2 separate regions of the Mus musculus genome follow, and region 2 is linked to region 1. A link is a loop called in an ENCODE intact Hi-C map of the cell type or tissue named here. Cell type or tissue: heart. All regions are shown on one strand.

The links. Peaks named below come from ENCODE experiments on the same cell type or tissue, not always from the same donor. Only the 100,000 strongest peaks of a DNase experiment are listed, where the experiment ranks them.
Region 2: it touches region 1 in a loop (2.4-fold over the local background); 1 of 42 quality-filtered maps calls a loop at or near these places.

Annotation. Positions count from the first base shown.
Region 1 is chr7:35,114,324-35,122,323 of GRCm38, reverse strand. It overlaps Cebpa (CCAAT/enhancer binding protein (C/EBP), alpha), which reads right to left and starts at 3,031. Exons shown (of 1, transcript NM_007678.3): 1 at 396-3,031. The coding sequence starts at 2,905. The coding sequence ends at 1,826. In heart, CTCF peaks have their summits at 2,866, 3,076 (motif pointing left), 3,862 and 4,079; DNase peaks (open chromatin) are centred at 1,703, 2,153, 3,153 and 3,843; H3K4me3 peaks cover 3,911 bases; H3K27ac peaks cover 2,244 bases; H3K27me3 peaks cover 5,563 bases.
Region 2 is chr7:35,226,098-35,234,097 of GRCm38, reverse strand. It overlaps Gm38989 (a long non-coding RNA gene), which reads left to right. Exons shown (of 3, transcript XR_881960.2): 1 at 1-198; 2 at 1,107-1,481; 3 at 1,617-3,630. Among named protein-coding and RNA genes, the nearest start is that of Gm38989, 4.7 kb to the left of the region's middle. In heart, a CTCF peak has its summit at 3,576 (motif pointing right); no DNase peak of the experiment used is centred here; H3K4me3 peaks cover 917 bases; H3K27ac peaks cover 373 bases.

The DNA.
Region 1 (8,000 bases):
GTGGTGTGAGCCTTGTTCTATAGAGCTGGAGCTGAGTGATTTGGGAATGTGGCCAAAGGGTCCCTTAAGCAGAGAGCTTCTAAGTGGGCTTTCCCATTAGGCAGAGGTGTTCTCTTCTGACTCCCTCCTATTCTAGGATGCAAAGAGAGACCATGACCCTAAGACAACACGACCCCTCCACCCCCAAATTCCAAGGGACTCAGTCTTTAAACTCAGGGTGTTCTCAGCTTAGTCCTTACCCCTTCCTTGACTGCCATGGCACATCACCAAGGTAAAGAGAGACTCCAGAGATGCAAATTTAGGACCCCAGACACAGACAATGCTGTTTCAAACGGAACCCAGCCCAGAGCAAACCTTACAAGTGGCTTCTCTCTGGTTTTAAAAAGACACCAAAATTGAGTTTGATATGTTTATATTATAGATATAATACATACGACATCTAGCATGAAACTTTGTGTCCCCCCCCCCCAAAAAAAAGAAGAGAAGGAAGCGGTCCAGCCCTGCTCCCAGCCACAGGGGTGTGTGTATGAACTGGCTGGAGGTGGCCTTCTTTCCAGACCCAGAGCCAGGGCCGTTGGGGATGGGGTTGGGTGGGTGGGGAAGCCTAAGTCTTAGCCGGAGGAAGCTAAGACCCACTACTACATACACCCTTGGACAACTAGGGGAGAGGGGGAAGCCCACTTCATTTCATTGGTCCTCTGGGAGGCAGACGAAAAAACCCAAACATCCCTAAACCAAAAAGAATGAGAGCCTCACTCAGCTCCTTCCCCCAGCCGTTAGTGAAGAGTCTCAGTTTGGCAAGAATCAGAGCAAAACCAAAACAAAACAAAAGACCAAATAAAATGGTGGTTTAGCATAGACGTGCACACTGCCATTGCACAAGGCACCGCTGGGACACAGAGACCAGATACAAGTGTTGATATCGGATGATAAAGCAAAATATTTGGGAAGCTTGTCATAACTCCAGTCCCTCTGGGATGGATCGATTGTGCTTCAAGTTCCTTCAGCAACAGCGGCTGGCGACATACAGTACACACAAGGCTAATGGTCCCCGTGTCCTCCTATCCCCCACCCCACAAAGCCCAGAAACCTAGGTCTCTGTCTCCTACCACATGGCTAACTCACAACTCAGCTTTCTGGTCTGACTGGGGGTGGTGCCCCCATTCTCCATGAACTCACCCAGGAAACCTGGCCTGTTGTAAGCTGAGTGGGGGGGGGGGGATGTAGGTGGAGGTGCAAAAAGCAAGGGATTAGGAGCCCTCCACCTCCCTGTAGCTGGGGGTGAGGACACAGACTCAAATCCCCAACACCTAAGTCCCTCCCCTCTAAAGACAGGGACTGAGGGGCAGCTCAGGGCACTGCCGGGATCTCAGCTTCCTGTATCTTCCTCCTGCCCTGGGCCTGCACCCTTCATTTTTCTCACGGGGCCAGCTGAGGCCCGAGAGGAAGCAGGAATCCTCCAAATAAAATATCAAGGCACATTTTTGCTCCCCCTACTCGGTAGGAAAAGGAGCGAGTTTTGAGTATCCAAGGCACAAGGTTACTTCCTTAATACTAGTACTGCCGGGCCCCCAGCTCAGCTCCGCGGAAAGTCTCTCGGTCTCAAGGAGAAACCACCACGGCCTGACTCCCTCATCTTAGACGCACCGAGTCCGGCTCAGAGGAAGGGAGGGGACACGCGGAGCAGGCCAGGCTTTCAGGCCACACCGGAATCTCCTAGTCCTGGCTTGCGCGGCCCGGGCAGCCTAGAGATCCAGCGACCCGAAACCATCCTCTGGGTCTCCAGCCAGGGGGCCGGCCCAAGGCGGTCCCGCAGCCGCGCGCCTCACGCGCAGTTGCCCATGGCCTTGACCAAGGAGCTCTCAGGCAGCTGGCGGAAGATGCCCCGCAGCGTGTCCAGTTCACGGCTCAGCTGTTCCACCCGCTTGCGCAGGCGGTCATTGTCACTGGTCAACTCCAGCACCTTCTGTTGCGTCTCCACGTTGCGTTGTTTGGCTTTATCTCGGCTCTTGCGCACCGCGATGTTGTTGCGTTCCCGCCGTACCCGGTACTCGTTGCTGTTCTTGTCCACCGACTTCTTGGCTTTGCCCGCACCGGCACCGCTGCCACCGCCGCCGCCTCCCGTGCGGAGGTCGGGGTGCGCACCGGCCAAGCCCTTGAGCGCGCTCCCGGGGCCAGGCAGGCCCGCAGCACCCAAGGCGGGCGCAGCGTGCGGGCTGGGCACGGGCGTGGGCGGCGGTGTGGGGTGGCCAGGCTGCAGGTGCATGGTGGTCTGGCCGCAGTGCGCGATCTGGAACTGCAAGTGGGGGGCGGCCAGGTGCGCGGGAGACGCGTGCGGGTGCGGCGGTGGCGGTGGCGGCGGTGGCTGGTAGGGGAAGAGGCCGGCCAGCGCCAGCTGCTTCGCCTCGTCCTCCTCGCGGGGCTCTTGTTTGATCACCAGCGGCCGTAGCGCGGGCGCCCCGACGCGCTCGTACAGGGGCTCCAGCCTGCCGTCCAGGTAGCCGGCCGCCGCACAGCCGTAGCCGGGAGGGGGCCCGTGCGCCCCCGCGGACATGACCGCGCCGCCGGGGCCCGCCGGGGCTCCCGGGTAGTCAAAGTCACCGCCGCCACCCGCGGGGCCCGCCGCCGCCTTGGCCTTCTCCTGCTGTCGGCTGTGCTGGAAGAGGTCGGCCAGGAACTCGTCGTTGAAGGCGGCCGGGTCGATGTAGGCGCTGATGTCTATAGACGTCTCGTGCTCGCAGATGCCGCCCAGCGGCTCCGGGGCGGCAGGTGGGGCTGGGGGCGGCGCGGGGCCCGCGCCCCGGGGAAAGCCAAAGGCGGCGTTGCTGGGCGCGTGCGGGGGGCTCTGGAGGTGACTGCTCATCGGGGGCCGCGGCTCCACCTCGTAGAAGTCGGCCGACTCCATGGGGGAGTTAGAGTTCTCCCGGCATGGCGAGCCTCGGCGGCCTCCAGCCTGCGCGTGGCGCCGCTGTCGCCGCCGCCCACCCAGTGCCCCAACTGGCTCGCGCCCGCGCAGCTTCGGGTCGCGAATGGCCAGGCCCGCGCGGGGACCGCTTTTATAGAGGGTCGGGCATCGCCCCCTGGTGTCCAAACGGGTCTCGGATCGAAGGCGCCAGTAGGATGGTGCCTGCTGGGTCTTAGAGCCCGCCTTCTCCTGTGACTTTCCAAGGCGGTGAGTGGGGAGCATAGTGCTAGTGGAGAGAGATCGTGGCGCAACGCCCACTGACTCCTGCGCTGCAAGGCGAACCCGGCTTGCAGCGCTCAGCCCCACCCCGGCGGCGCTGTCGCCCCCGCACACACGTGGTCCGTGGTTAGGCGCCCCTCCTTTAAGCCTCTAAGTCACCCACTTCCAGCCAACACTAGGGAGCCCGGGAGCATCTAGAGGCCGAGCGAGGGGAGGTGGAGGTTGGGGAGCGTTTGGAGAGAGAATGTTGGTTTTGAGCTACCGTAGTGCAGACTTGTGTTAAAAGCTGGGACTAGGCCTGTCTCCCACCCGGATTTCTAAAAGGCTGTGGCGGAGAGCCGCGGCGCGGGAGGTTGGAGACTGCTTTGGACCAGCAACCTAGCGCGCACCGCCGAGTGGCGAGGCCGGGAGCGCAGAGATTGTGCGTCTTTTTCTCTGAACTCCACGCGACCCCACGGCTTCCAGGCAGAGCACCTCTCTTTCGCCCAGCTTCTCTAGAACTACAGGGTCCCACGGGCTCTTCAGAGTAGTAGGGCGCTAGGACCCGGCGGGGAGCGGAGGCGGCCGCTAACCCCGGAGCCTGGTGGACCTGGCTCGTCCACTCGCCTAGGCTGGAAAACTTTCTTTTTCATTGCGTCTCCAGGCCAGAGCGATAGGATTGCTAGGCTTACCAGGCAGACGTTGCTACCCAGCGTGGAGCACTCTAGTCAAGTGTTCGGGACACCACCACCCCACGCCCGGGACCAGCCGGTGGGTCCTCTGAGCCTCGCGGAAAAGGACCCTAAGGAGAGCGCACAGGGGCCGCGAGAGGGCAGGGTGTTGGAGAGGAGTGAACTTGAATCGGGGACTGTGATCCCCAGGCGGGGCCCATAGCCAGGGGCCTGAAGACACAGTTTTCTTTCCCTACTGTCATTCATGGGGGCACTAATCTCGGTAGCTCGGGTGTCCAATTCCTAGCTACGAAGCCTTTCGAGCACCCACTTGGGAGCCCTCCGCGCCGCGCCGCCTACAGGCTCGCGGCTGTGGGTAGGAGTTTGCGTGCATCGGCTCCCAGCCACGTGGCGTCTCGTTCACCCTCCACCTGGATCGCGGCCGCGGAGGTCCGGGGGCAGAAGGGGCCTGGTGAGCACCCACGTCTCTCGTTTTTGCACCCCGAAGACCGCGGCTTCTTGAGCTGAGGCCTTTCGTCCTCTCGAACTCCATTTGTCCGTGTTCCGTGACCTGCTGCGCTCTAGGGTCGCAGGTCAAGACCCCCAGTGCAATGGCCTTTTTAGGCCAGGAAAGGCCCTGCGATCCGCCCAGGAGGCTCCAAGAGGAGCGGCTAAAAACTGTTAGGGAGGTCTGCTGTGCTTCCACTGCGGTTACAGTAAAGAACCGACTTCGTCTGAAGGACGCATCCTGTACTTTAATCAAATTCTCATTCAACATATTCTCAGTGATTAATGGCTCAACTGCTTCATTTTCGGTGCAGAGCGCATAAAAAAGATATTTTTAGCTTGATGCTTTTGAACAGAGTGAATAAAAAGCAGATACACTAAATAAACAACCTGGTGTGAGCAGAGGATCGCTCTCTGGGCCAGATGCACGCGACTCTACCTGTGGAGTGTCCCCTGGGGAAAAATCCTTAAAAGCCGAGAGGAATCTTCAGTCTTTCTGCTGAGTTAAATATAATGTTTATTTGTTTGCTTGTTTGGTTCCCCCTGAGGGGAAAGGGAACACTGTAAGAAAGTTCCTAGCTAAGAGAGACATTAGCAGGAGGCTGACATCCTCGCTTATGCAAGCAGAGGGACTTGGGGTTGAAGGAAGCTGGAACACACTACAGTCATCAACAAAGAAAGTGGGATAAGTGCTTGAGGTGAGGGGCGGGGACTGGGAGTCCCGCCCCAAAGCCTGCAGGTCTCCAGTCGCTGACAGAATCCTTTTTACTGCTCTAAACACCCAGGGGTTCGTGAGAAATGTCCCTGCATGTGACACAAGTAGTGGGACAGATATGTCATATGCAGTCAGCTGGTTAAGAAAAGTGTCATCATAGAGGGGGACACCAAAGGAGCAGGGGTAAACCATCACCCATGAAATGGTCTCATGGGTTAGAGGTGGAACCGGTCATTATGGCTGTATTCACACCCAGCCCCAGGAACACTGGGCTCTGGAGAAGGCAGCCACTGATTTCCGGATTTCACTGGCTCTGATTTCCAGCCTCCCGTGTGATGGTCAAACATGTATCTTTACACAACTCAGTTAGTGGAATCCCACTGCGGCTGACTGAAACGGGCCTTGGGAGAGGTCTTCATGTGAGCCTCTGAGATATTTCCTGAAGTAGGCAGGAAGTCTCTGGAAGGATAAGGAAGAAAAGCCTTTCCCCACCCCCACCCCTTTGGAGGAGGGAACAGCAGGTGCAAAGGTGGAGAGGCTGCTGGGAGCATGGCCTGTTCTGGTAACAAAGGACAAGGGTGTTTGACAGGTTGGAGTGTGGGGAGAGCTAGGGAGGGGCCTAGATAAGGCTGGATCTACAGACAGGGTTGGGTTGATGGCCAAGGCCATCCCAGGTAAACAAACCTGCTTTATCTCACGGAGCATTTATCCTCTGGTGGCTGGTCTGGGAGGGTTTAAAAAAATTTTTTTTTTAATTTTGTCCCATTTGGGTTTAAGCCTACTCCAGCTAGAATGGAGAGGAGCTTTTGGCTAGATGAGAAACATGAGGTCCCCAAAAAGGTATGGTGGTACATACCTGTATCTTCAACAGTCTAGAGGCTGAGGCAGGAGGATTACAGGTTCACCAGCAGTCTAGGCCACACCAAAAGGACTTGTTTCAACCCCACTTCCTCTTCCAGGAGCGGCTACAGAGGCGACCTAGGACCTTTAAATACAAGATGCCAGGCTCCCGGCTGGAGCTGACATCTTTCAGCATGTATGTCTTCCTCCAAGCCCCTGGAGCAGGGAGCACAGGGGACTCAGTTGCCAGACACCGCTGGCCTGATTGGTAAAGTGTTTCTTATCCATAGTTTATTAATTATTGGAGAAGCTCCTGGAATCACCCAGTAGATTACACATCTTATCAGGAGGCCCTGAGTAGGTGAGGGGCTCCAAAGACCCATGAAAATGCCTACCTCATCATTTACAAGCCGGATGACCTCGAACAAGTTACTGAATTTCTCAGTAATTCATTGTAGGGCATCGGGAGGATTAGGAAGCACATATGCTGAGCTCAGTTCCGGGGAAGCTGTTGATACTGATAAATAAGACCATCCTGAGCTGTTCTCACACTATCTGTTTCTAGTAGCATACACTGTTGGGGTTCTGGTTTTCTCTAGACATTTGTCACACTAAGGAACTCATTCCAGTGTGATCAGAGGATGCCTGGTGTGGTACTATACTAGGGTTCACAGCCTGGTATTAGGTAAAGTTGTGTGATATAGTTTCCTACCAAACCCTCCAGAAGTGATTTACCTGATGGAAAATGTAGCTGTGGATGCCGTGTGTGTGTGTGTGTGTGTGTGTGTGTGTGTGTGTGTGTATGTATTATGAAGATATATATATATATGTGTATATATATATATATCCTGAGTTCCTAAGAATCAGCTCTTCCCAGTTTTTCCCTATTCACCAACTGTGGCACATGTGTGATTTCTTTTGTTGTTTGTATTATGTTTTCCATTTGCCAGAAGCTATTAGCTGATAAGCAAAAGCAGAGATACTAGAAGAAAAATCAAATCAAACTTCAGAATATTAAAAAAATTCATGTTAGTCTTATTTAGCAAATTGGGGAAAGTTCTTTATGGCATTTTGGTGTCGACTCCTTCATGAACCCCAGGACTGCCACCCAGCAAAGAGGCACCAAGTAAAGCAAATGCTGAACATGAGCATGCCTTCTCCATGTGCCTGCGGGGCCAAGAGCAGTGCTACAAATGGCAGCCCCCATTTCATGTTTTATTAAATATACCAAATTACCATGGAGCCAGCAATTTGGTATTAAATAAATGCATGACCGCAATCTAAGCACTGGAAGGTTTAAGGCAGGAGAATCACAGGTTCTCTAATGTCACTGAGAGTTCAAGACCAACTGAGGCTACGTAGTGAGTTTCAGGCCAGCTAGAAAGAAAGAGAGAAAGAAAGAAAGAAAGAAAGAAAGAAAGAAAGAAAGAAAGGAAGGAAGGAAGGAAGGAAGGAAGGAAGAAAGGAAGAAAGAAAGTGAAGAAAAGAGCCAAACCCAAACACCATCCTTCAAAAATTTGCAAAACCAAGAAACTGTTAGATAAAATATATTCTAGATTTCCTGTCTTAAATAACATTACTTCAAAGCTGGGGATATAGTTTAAGTGATAGTGTTCAACCAGAATCTCCCAGTGAGGAGCGGGGGGTGTGGCTCAGTGGAAGAGCACCTGCCTTGACTTTATTAGTAAGAGGTTGAAGGCACAGCTCTCTAGGAGAGCCTTGTACAGAATTTCCATTCCCAGGACAGCAAAACAAGCAAAAACAAACAAAAAACAAAACAAAACAAAACAAAACAAAACAAAAACAGATTTCAGGGTGTGCTAGAGGACCAGATTTTGACTTAGAACTTAGCTTTAGAAAAACAGTAATAGGGGAGAGGGTGGCACACATATTTAGTCCATTTGATAGAAGAGGCAGGTGGATTTCTGTGAGTTTGAGCCAGTCTGGTTTATAAAGAGAATTTCACGCCAGTCAGGGCCACACAGTGAGTCTCTCTCTCTCTCTCTCACTCTCTCTCTCTCCATACACACACACATACACATATATGTATGTATATATATATATGTACACACACACACATATATGTATGTCAAAGACGCCAATT
Region 2 (8,000 bases), 110 kb before region 1:
TTTAAAACCATCTTAAGGACTGGCGAGACGGCTCAGTGGATAAATGTCCTTGTTGCTAACCCTGGACGTCCTGAGTTCAATTCCTGGGTCTAACAGGGTGGAAGATGAGAACTGACCCTCGAAAACTGTCCTCCGGCCTGTGGGTCCACATGTACGCCGCGGCTCACGTATGAGCACAAATGTGTTCACAACAAATAGGTAAATGTAATAGAAAAAAAAATGTCCTAAGCTGAAAAGGGACAAAGAACGTACTTTCATTAACCCACACAGTGGAACACGCTTGGGCTTTTGGTTCGATAAGGCAGCACAGGATATTGCACAGTGCGGTGGGGGGGATATGTCAGCGCCACCGCTCTCAGGCTTATATGAGAGGTTGTGGGGCTTCTTTCTAGCTGGGCAAAAGACCGAAATTTAAGAATACTGATTTCGACTTGACCACTACGGTTAAGTTGACAATTTGCTTGTCCGGGAGGCAATTCTTTCTGCTTCTCCTACGGGTCTGGGTGTGTTGTTTGTTTGTTTGTTTGTTTTGATCAGTTCCTGCCCTTTGCAACTTGGTTTTTTTTTTTTTTTTTTTTTTTTTTGGTTGACACTGCCAACGAAAATGTGAGGGATAGTCCCACACTTTACAAAGGCATCAGGTCTATTCAGCTGCATCCAGTTACTGAAGGCTTTATTGGAAAGCACTCTCGAGTCTTCTTGGGGCTAAGTTCTAGCTCCTCTCTATCAGTCCTGGGGTTTGGAGTACTTGCCTGTTGGATGCCTGTTTATGGTGAAACGAAATTCTCCTAGGATCATGTGATCAGCGTGGTCCACACTGGTGGCGCTATTTGGGAGGAGACTTCGGGAGGTGGGGCCTAGCAGAGGGCTGTAGGTCAGTGGGTCAGCTACCTTATCCTGCTCTCACTCCCTCTCTCTCCTCCTCCCCATCTCCCTCTCAACCATGAACCGACATGCCTGAATTGTATTCTTAATCCTCTTTTTAAGTAATTGCGGGTGCTTCTCTACAGTAGTAAAAAGCTAAGTGAGGACCAGTCGGAGACGTTGGTTGGCACTTGAGTCTGAGGGAGGCTCTGCTCTAAAGGAAAGCTTTTCTACCGTAACAGCTGCACAGGGACAGAGGACCTGGAAGTCATCTGATTGGCCGAACATTCCTGCCACCCCACCCAACTCCCAGCAGTAAGCAAAGCCAGAAATGAGAATCACGCCCTTATTAACCTACCTTGTCTCTGCTCCTTAAAAACCTACACAGGTCTTCCTGCCTCAGAGACTTTGAATTTAGGGTGGTGGGGGCTCGGAATGCTGTTTCCCGGGTAGTCTGTGGGGAAACCCATCCCATCAGAGATCTTTCAGTCAGTGTGTCATCTCTCTGGAAGAACTCCTGTTACCATCTTTGGCTCAGCCTCTCCAAGGCCCCCAACGCAGCCTCTTGTTTGTCACCCACAACAGCACATCACTAACCGTAAGAACTTTGTAAAAAGGTAAAACAATGTTTTACTTCCAACTGATTTTTGGTTTATGTTGTAAATAGTTTTTGTAAAAGTGTTGTTTGTGTCAACATGTATTTGGTTTATCACGGTTAGTTTTTAAATCAATACTTTTTTTTTTCCTTTCAGATTTAACTTCTAGTGCCTTGAGTTTTAACTTTGCCATGATGATAATGGAATGATGCTCTGAAACTATAAGCCACCCCAATTAAATGCCTTCCTTTATAAGAGTTGCCTCTTTTCACAGCAAAGGAAACCCTAATGAAGACAAAATTTGGTACCAGGAGTGGGGTATTGCTGTGCGAGGCCTGACGATGCTTTTGTTTGGAGGAATGTGGATTTGGGAACTTTGGATTAGGAAAGCAGTTGAACTTTTTAAGTGGGGCTTAATGCACCATCCTAGAAGGAGCATGGAAGACAGGTGCGCTGAGAATGATTTGAATTTGGGGGCCTGGCTCAAGAGGTTTCAGAGAAGAATTTTAGTATGTGGTCTAGAGACTGTTATTATGATATCTTGTCAAAGAATATAGCTGCCTTTTCTCCTTTTCTGAAAAGTCTGCCTGAGGCTAAACTGAAGAGTTTTGGTTAGTTAAGTTGGCAGAGGAAATTTCAAAACATCCTAGTCTTGACTCTGTCCTGTGGTTATTACTGTTCACTCTTATGAAGATCTGTAATGAAAAAGAGCAAGCTGAGCAAAGACAGCTACAAAATGTGCAGTATGTGGGGAAGAGAGGAACCAGGAAGTGGAACGAAGTGAAGTCCTACGCTTAAGGAGATAAACAGAGTAAAGAAAAACCTGATGTTAAATGAAATAAAGGCAAGGCCCCACCCAACTATGCTTCCAACCTGCAAAAAGGAACTAAAGAGCTAGTTTCAGAACAGCCAAGTTTAGGCAGCAAAGGAAACCATTGAAAACAGAAAGTTGGAGAAGATGTAATTGAATGAAGGGGTTGGGGCATGTTCCAGCCCCAGCAAGCAGCAGAACTTGCCAGCTTCAGCCACATGGTTCTGGCTTTAGAATCAAGGATAGAAGAAGTGGTTATAGAATCTCTGTGACTAAGGAAAGCCTCTGAGGCCAGGCACATGTCAGGGGTGGCCTGTCATGGAGGCCCAGAGAGGCCACTGTGTGAAGCTGTAAAGATGAAGCCTGGATTGCCTTGGAGACCCCAAGATATTGGAGATGCCAGAGTCATGTGATACCTGCCAAGGAGAGCTGCTAACAGGGTATGGAACCAGCCTAAGAGAGAGACGCATGTTGCAGTCAACAAAGCTGAAAGGAGTTGGGGATCTGAAGACATCAGACATGGAGATGCAGATTTTGGAGTGTGCCCAGCTGGTTTTCAGTCTTGCTTTGGTCCAGTGTTTCCTCACAGTGCTCCCTCCTCCATTTGGAATAATGATGTGAATCCTGTGCTGTTATATATTGGAAGTATGTGACTATGGTTTAGATTTTATAGGGGATTACAGTTAGAAGATTGCATGAGACTCAGAAGAAACTTTGAACTTTCACAGGGTTGAGACTGTTACAGACTATGGGGACTTCTGCAGTTGGACTAAACACATTTTGCATTATAATATGGATACACACACATGCACAGACACACACATGCACAGACACACACATACACAGACACACACACACATATATATATATGTACATATATATACATATGTATAACCTATATATCAGGAAGTGTAATGTAGTAGTTTGAATAAAACTGGCCCCCATAGGCACATAGTGACACTATTAGGAGGTGTGGCCTTGTTGGAGGAAGCATGTCTCAGTTTCTCCTTGCTGCCTGCTGATCTGGATGTTGAACTCTCAGCTCCTTCTCCAGCACCATGTCTGCCTGTTCACTGATCTGTTCCCCGCCATGACGATATTGGACTAAACCCCTGAAACAGCAAGCCAGCCCCAATGAAATGTTCTCCTTTATAAGAGTTGCCATGGTTACAGTGTCTCTTCACAACAACAAAATCCAAACTAAGATAGTAATTTTAAAAAGATTTTAAAAGATTTTAAAAAGATTTTCATGTTTGTGAGTGCCTGTATTTTGTTATCCATGTGTATGCAGTACCCATGGAGGCCAGAAGAGGGGGCCAGTGTGGTGAAAATGGAACCCTGATCCTCTGCAGGAGCAGCAACTGCTTTTAACTACCGAACCATCTTTCCAGCCCATAGAAAACTTTGAGTCTCCTGTGCTAGAACACTTGAGAATCGTTTAAATTCAAAGACTTTTCTTTTCTTTTCTTTTTCTTTCTTTCTTTCTTTCTTTTTTTTTTTTTTTTTTTTTTTTTTTTTTTTTTTTTTTTTGAGACAGGGTTTCTCTGTATAGCCCTGGTTGTCCTGGAACTCACTTTGTAGACCAGGCTGGCCTTGAACTCAGAAATCCGCCTGCCTCTGCCTCCCAAGTGCTGGGATTAAAGGTGTGTGTCACCACACCCGGCTCAAAGACTTTTAAAAATATTTGTTTTATTACATTAGTGTGTGTTGCACATGTGTGTGCACTCTGACATGGTCTGATACATGGTTTGGCATGGTTGGCAACAACAGTGTCTTTTGTCAGTGGAAAACAGTGGGCACGTTTATCAGACAACTTTAAGACCCTGTAAGTTTAGTTTTTTTTTTTTTTTTGTGGTAAGAGACATATAACATGAAATTTACTATTTTAACCATTTTTTTTCACACTGTGCTGGGAATCAAATGATAGACAAGATTGTCACCACTGAGCTATTGAGCCACGGGGGGGTCTACATTGGGACTTCTAACATTTGGACTGAGCCATGCCCCCAGCCCCTCACTGGGGGATTCTAGGCAGGTGCTCTACCATTGAATCACAGTCCCAGCCCCTCACTGGGGGATCTACCACTGAGTCACCCTTCTAGTAAATCTTCTTTGGAGAGTTTCCTTGGCTCAGCTTCTGAACATACAGCTAAGGATGGCTGCAGGTGAGAGCTGTCAAACAAGCCCTGGGGGCCACATGTCAGCTCCACTTGCCCCAAAAAAAGCAAAAGGAAGAGGGAGTTGAAAGGGGAAAAGGAACTCAATGAGCAAAGCTGTGGTGGGCAGGAGACAAGCTTGCACTTCTGCCCCTCTTCAGAGGCCCTGATGAGCAGAGCAGCAAGGGGAGCAGAGGCTGGAAGGTCTGTCAGTCACCGTGTGCTCTGTCTGCTCACTGCCTCGCTTCATCGCCTTGGTTCTGGTTCTGCAAGACTCTGAAAAGTTCTTACTGCTTGAGGGCACTCACTTGAGAAGACTATCCCTGCCCGGTGGGGTGAGGTGCGGTTATCTTTCCAAGAGGGGCCATTTGGGGGGCAGGGTCTAAGATGGAACACTGTAAGAGCTGAGGGGCTGCCTCAGTTTCATTTTTTTTTGTTTCTTTGTTTGTTTCTTCCTTTCTCACACATCTTTCTTCTTTCTTTCTTTCTTTCTTTCTTTCTTTCTTTCTTTCTTTCTTTCTTTCTTTCTTTCTTATTTCCTCCCTCCCTTCCTTCCTTCCTTCCTTCCTTCCTTCCTTCCTTCCTTCCTTCCTTCCCTCCCTCCCTCCCTCCCTCCCTCCCTCCCTCCCTCCTTCCTTCCTTCCTTCCTTCCTTCCTTCCTTCCTTCCTTCCTTCCTGTCTGTCTGTCTGTGTTTTGAAACCCGGTCTGAAGTCATTATATAGACTTGGCTGATCTCAACTCACAAAGATCCCCCCTCCGCCTCCCAAGTGCAGGAGTTAAAGCAGAGATCTGTCACACTGAGAGCCTCAGTTCCTCACCAGGAAGAGGGATGCCATCACTTAGAAATCACCAGTTTTCAGATGGAGACTCCTTAAGTAATTGACATGCAGTTAGGAGTCTGACCCCGCATTTTAACACAAAGGAGACAAAAATGTGGGTAGAGGGGCCAGGATTTTACCCTGCCTCATGTTACTGTGGGCCCAAGTAAGGAATTGGTGGAATTTAGCAAAAACAGATTTTAGGTGCTTGTGTTAAGTACACATTTATGAGAGACTCCAGCCCTGGAGTTGGCCACATGGAGCAAGTTCTTCTAAGGCTGCAGCAGACACCTTGTAGTCTATTTTACAGAGACTCTAAAACCTCTTAGAATGCACAAATAGCAAAATAATGAGCTCCACTCAGCATAACTTATGGTACTGAAGTAAAAATATGAAAAAAAAAAAGAACAACTGCAAACCTCCCAAAGCTGGTAGTGTGCACACCTTAAATCCCACCGTGCCGGAGGCAAAGGCAGGCACTTCTCTATGAATTTCTATGTACTGGACTCTAGGCTGGCCAGGGCTACATAGAGAAACCCCGTCTTTAAAATAACAACAACAAAACAACAACAAAACATCTGGCTATGTTTGTGTACACCTGAAATCCCAGCACTTGAAAGGCAGGAGAACTAGACATTAAGGGTGTGGTGGTTTGAATAGAAAGGACCCCATAGGCTCATATATTTGAATTCGTGATCATTAGGGAGTGGCACTATTTGAGAAGGATTAGGAGGTGTGGCCTTGCTGGAGGAAGTGTGTCACTGGGGATGGGCTCTGAGGTCTCAAAAGCCCACGCGGGGTCCATTCCTGCGGCTCATGCTCCATGTAGTGCAGAAGAGAACCTCCTCCTGGCCACTTCTGGATCAAGATGTAGAGCTCTCAGCTTCTTCAACAGCATGGCTGCCTGTGTGCTGCCACGTTCCCCGCCATAATGATAATGGACTATACTTCTGAAACTGTAAGCCAGCCCCAATTAAATGCTTCCTTTTATAAGAATTGCCATGGTTGTGGTGTCTCTTCACTGCAATGGACACTGACTAAGGGGAGGAGGTATTTCTAAAGATTATCAATGCATAAATACTTATAAAGAGTCAACTTTTAGCTGGGCAGTGGTGGCACATGCCTTTAATTCCAGCACTCCAGAAGTAGAGACAGGTGGATCTCTATGAGTTCAAATCCAGCCTGGTCTATAGAGTGAGTCGGAGAAACCCTGTCTTAAAAAAACAAAACCAAACCAAAACAAACAAAAAACCAACCAAACAACAACAAAATCAACTTTTAGTTCCACAGATATTTCTGTTTTTTCAATTTTATTGATACCAATTCCTTTAAAAAGTTTTATTATTTATGTGTGGGGGTGTTGTGTGTATGCCACAAGTATATAGATGCCAGTGAAAAACCACCAGATGTCATGAACTGGTGTTATGGATTATTATGATCAACCATGATTTGGGGTGGAAGCTGGGATTTGAACTCCTGTTCTCTGGAAGACCAGCATGTGCTCTTCCCCACTGAGCCATCCTTCAGGCCCTTTAGAGCTTGTTACATTACCTCAGATGTGATCTATCCTCATGAGTATTTCTTGTGCACTTGAAAAGAATGAGCATTCTCAGCTGGGCAGTGGTCATGCACACACCCTTAATCCCAGCACTCAGGAGGCAGAGACAGGCGCATCTCTGAGTTTAAGGCCAGCTTGGTCTACAGAAAGAGTTCCAGGACAGCCAGGGCTACACAAAGAAACCCTGACTTGAAACTCCCCTGCACAAAAAGAAGGAACATTTTCTTGTGTTGATGGAGAGCAGGTATTGGATTGTTACTGAAGGGGTGTGTGTGTGTGTGTGTGTGTGTGTGTGTGTGTGTGTGTGTGTGTGTGTGTGTCTTATTCTCTTTCTTTGCTATGTTTTTCTCCACCAACTCTAAGTAGGAGAATAATGTGAAAATGTCCAGCTCTGATGGGGGCCGTTGTCAACTCTCCGTGAAGTTCTGTCTCTGTTTTTGCTTCTTACTTTCAAGTTCTGATGATAGGGCATCCATATTGAGCATTGTCTTTTCTCTATACTTTGAGATGTTCATCGTTTAAAATGTCCTTCAGTATCCCCTGGAAACCTCCTTAGCTTTGGCGTCTATACCATCTGATATCAGGATAGATCAGTTTTGTTTCCGATAATCTTTGCCCCTGACGTCTCTCTGTCTCCTCCCTCCTGCATCACTGTGGGCTGAACAAAGGGCTTTGTGCATATGGGGCAAGCGCTCTGCCTTTGAACTACATTTCCAGCCAAACAGGAAGGATCTTTCCTCACCCTTTTCTGTGACTTTACCCTATGTATGGCAGTACTTTTGAAATGATATTTATGGGAAGGTAAAACATGTCTTCTGGACATGATAGAACCGCTGTACTTATGAACCCACAGAAGTTGTTGCTACCTGTGCAAGATCAATGTTCCAGTACAGAGTGGGAGGGGCTCGCCAACCCACAACCCTATCTGAGGATGTATACACAGATAACAGCTGCTGAGAGAGAGAAGGTTAGTTTTCTTTAAGGATGTAGCCACTCAGAGGTTGACCACAGTCCAGTGGGTTGCCCTACACCCGGGAGGATTCAGGCAGAGCAAACTGGACTTGATTGGTTATTTTCAGAGGGAGGGTATGTGTCTTAGGGTTTTACTGCTGTGAATAGACACCATGACTAAGGACAACATTTAATTGGGGCTGGCTTACAGGTTCAGAGGTTCAGTCCATTGTCATCAAGATGGG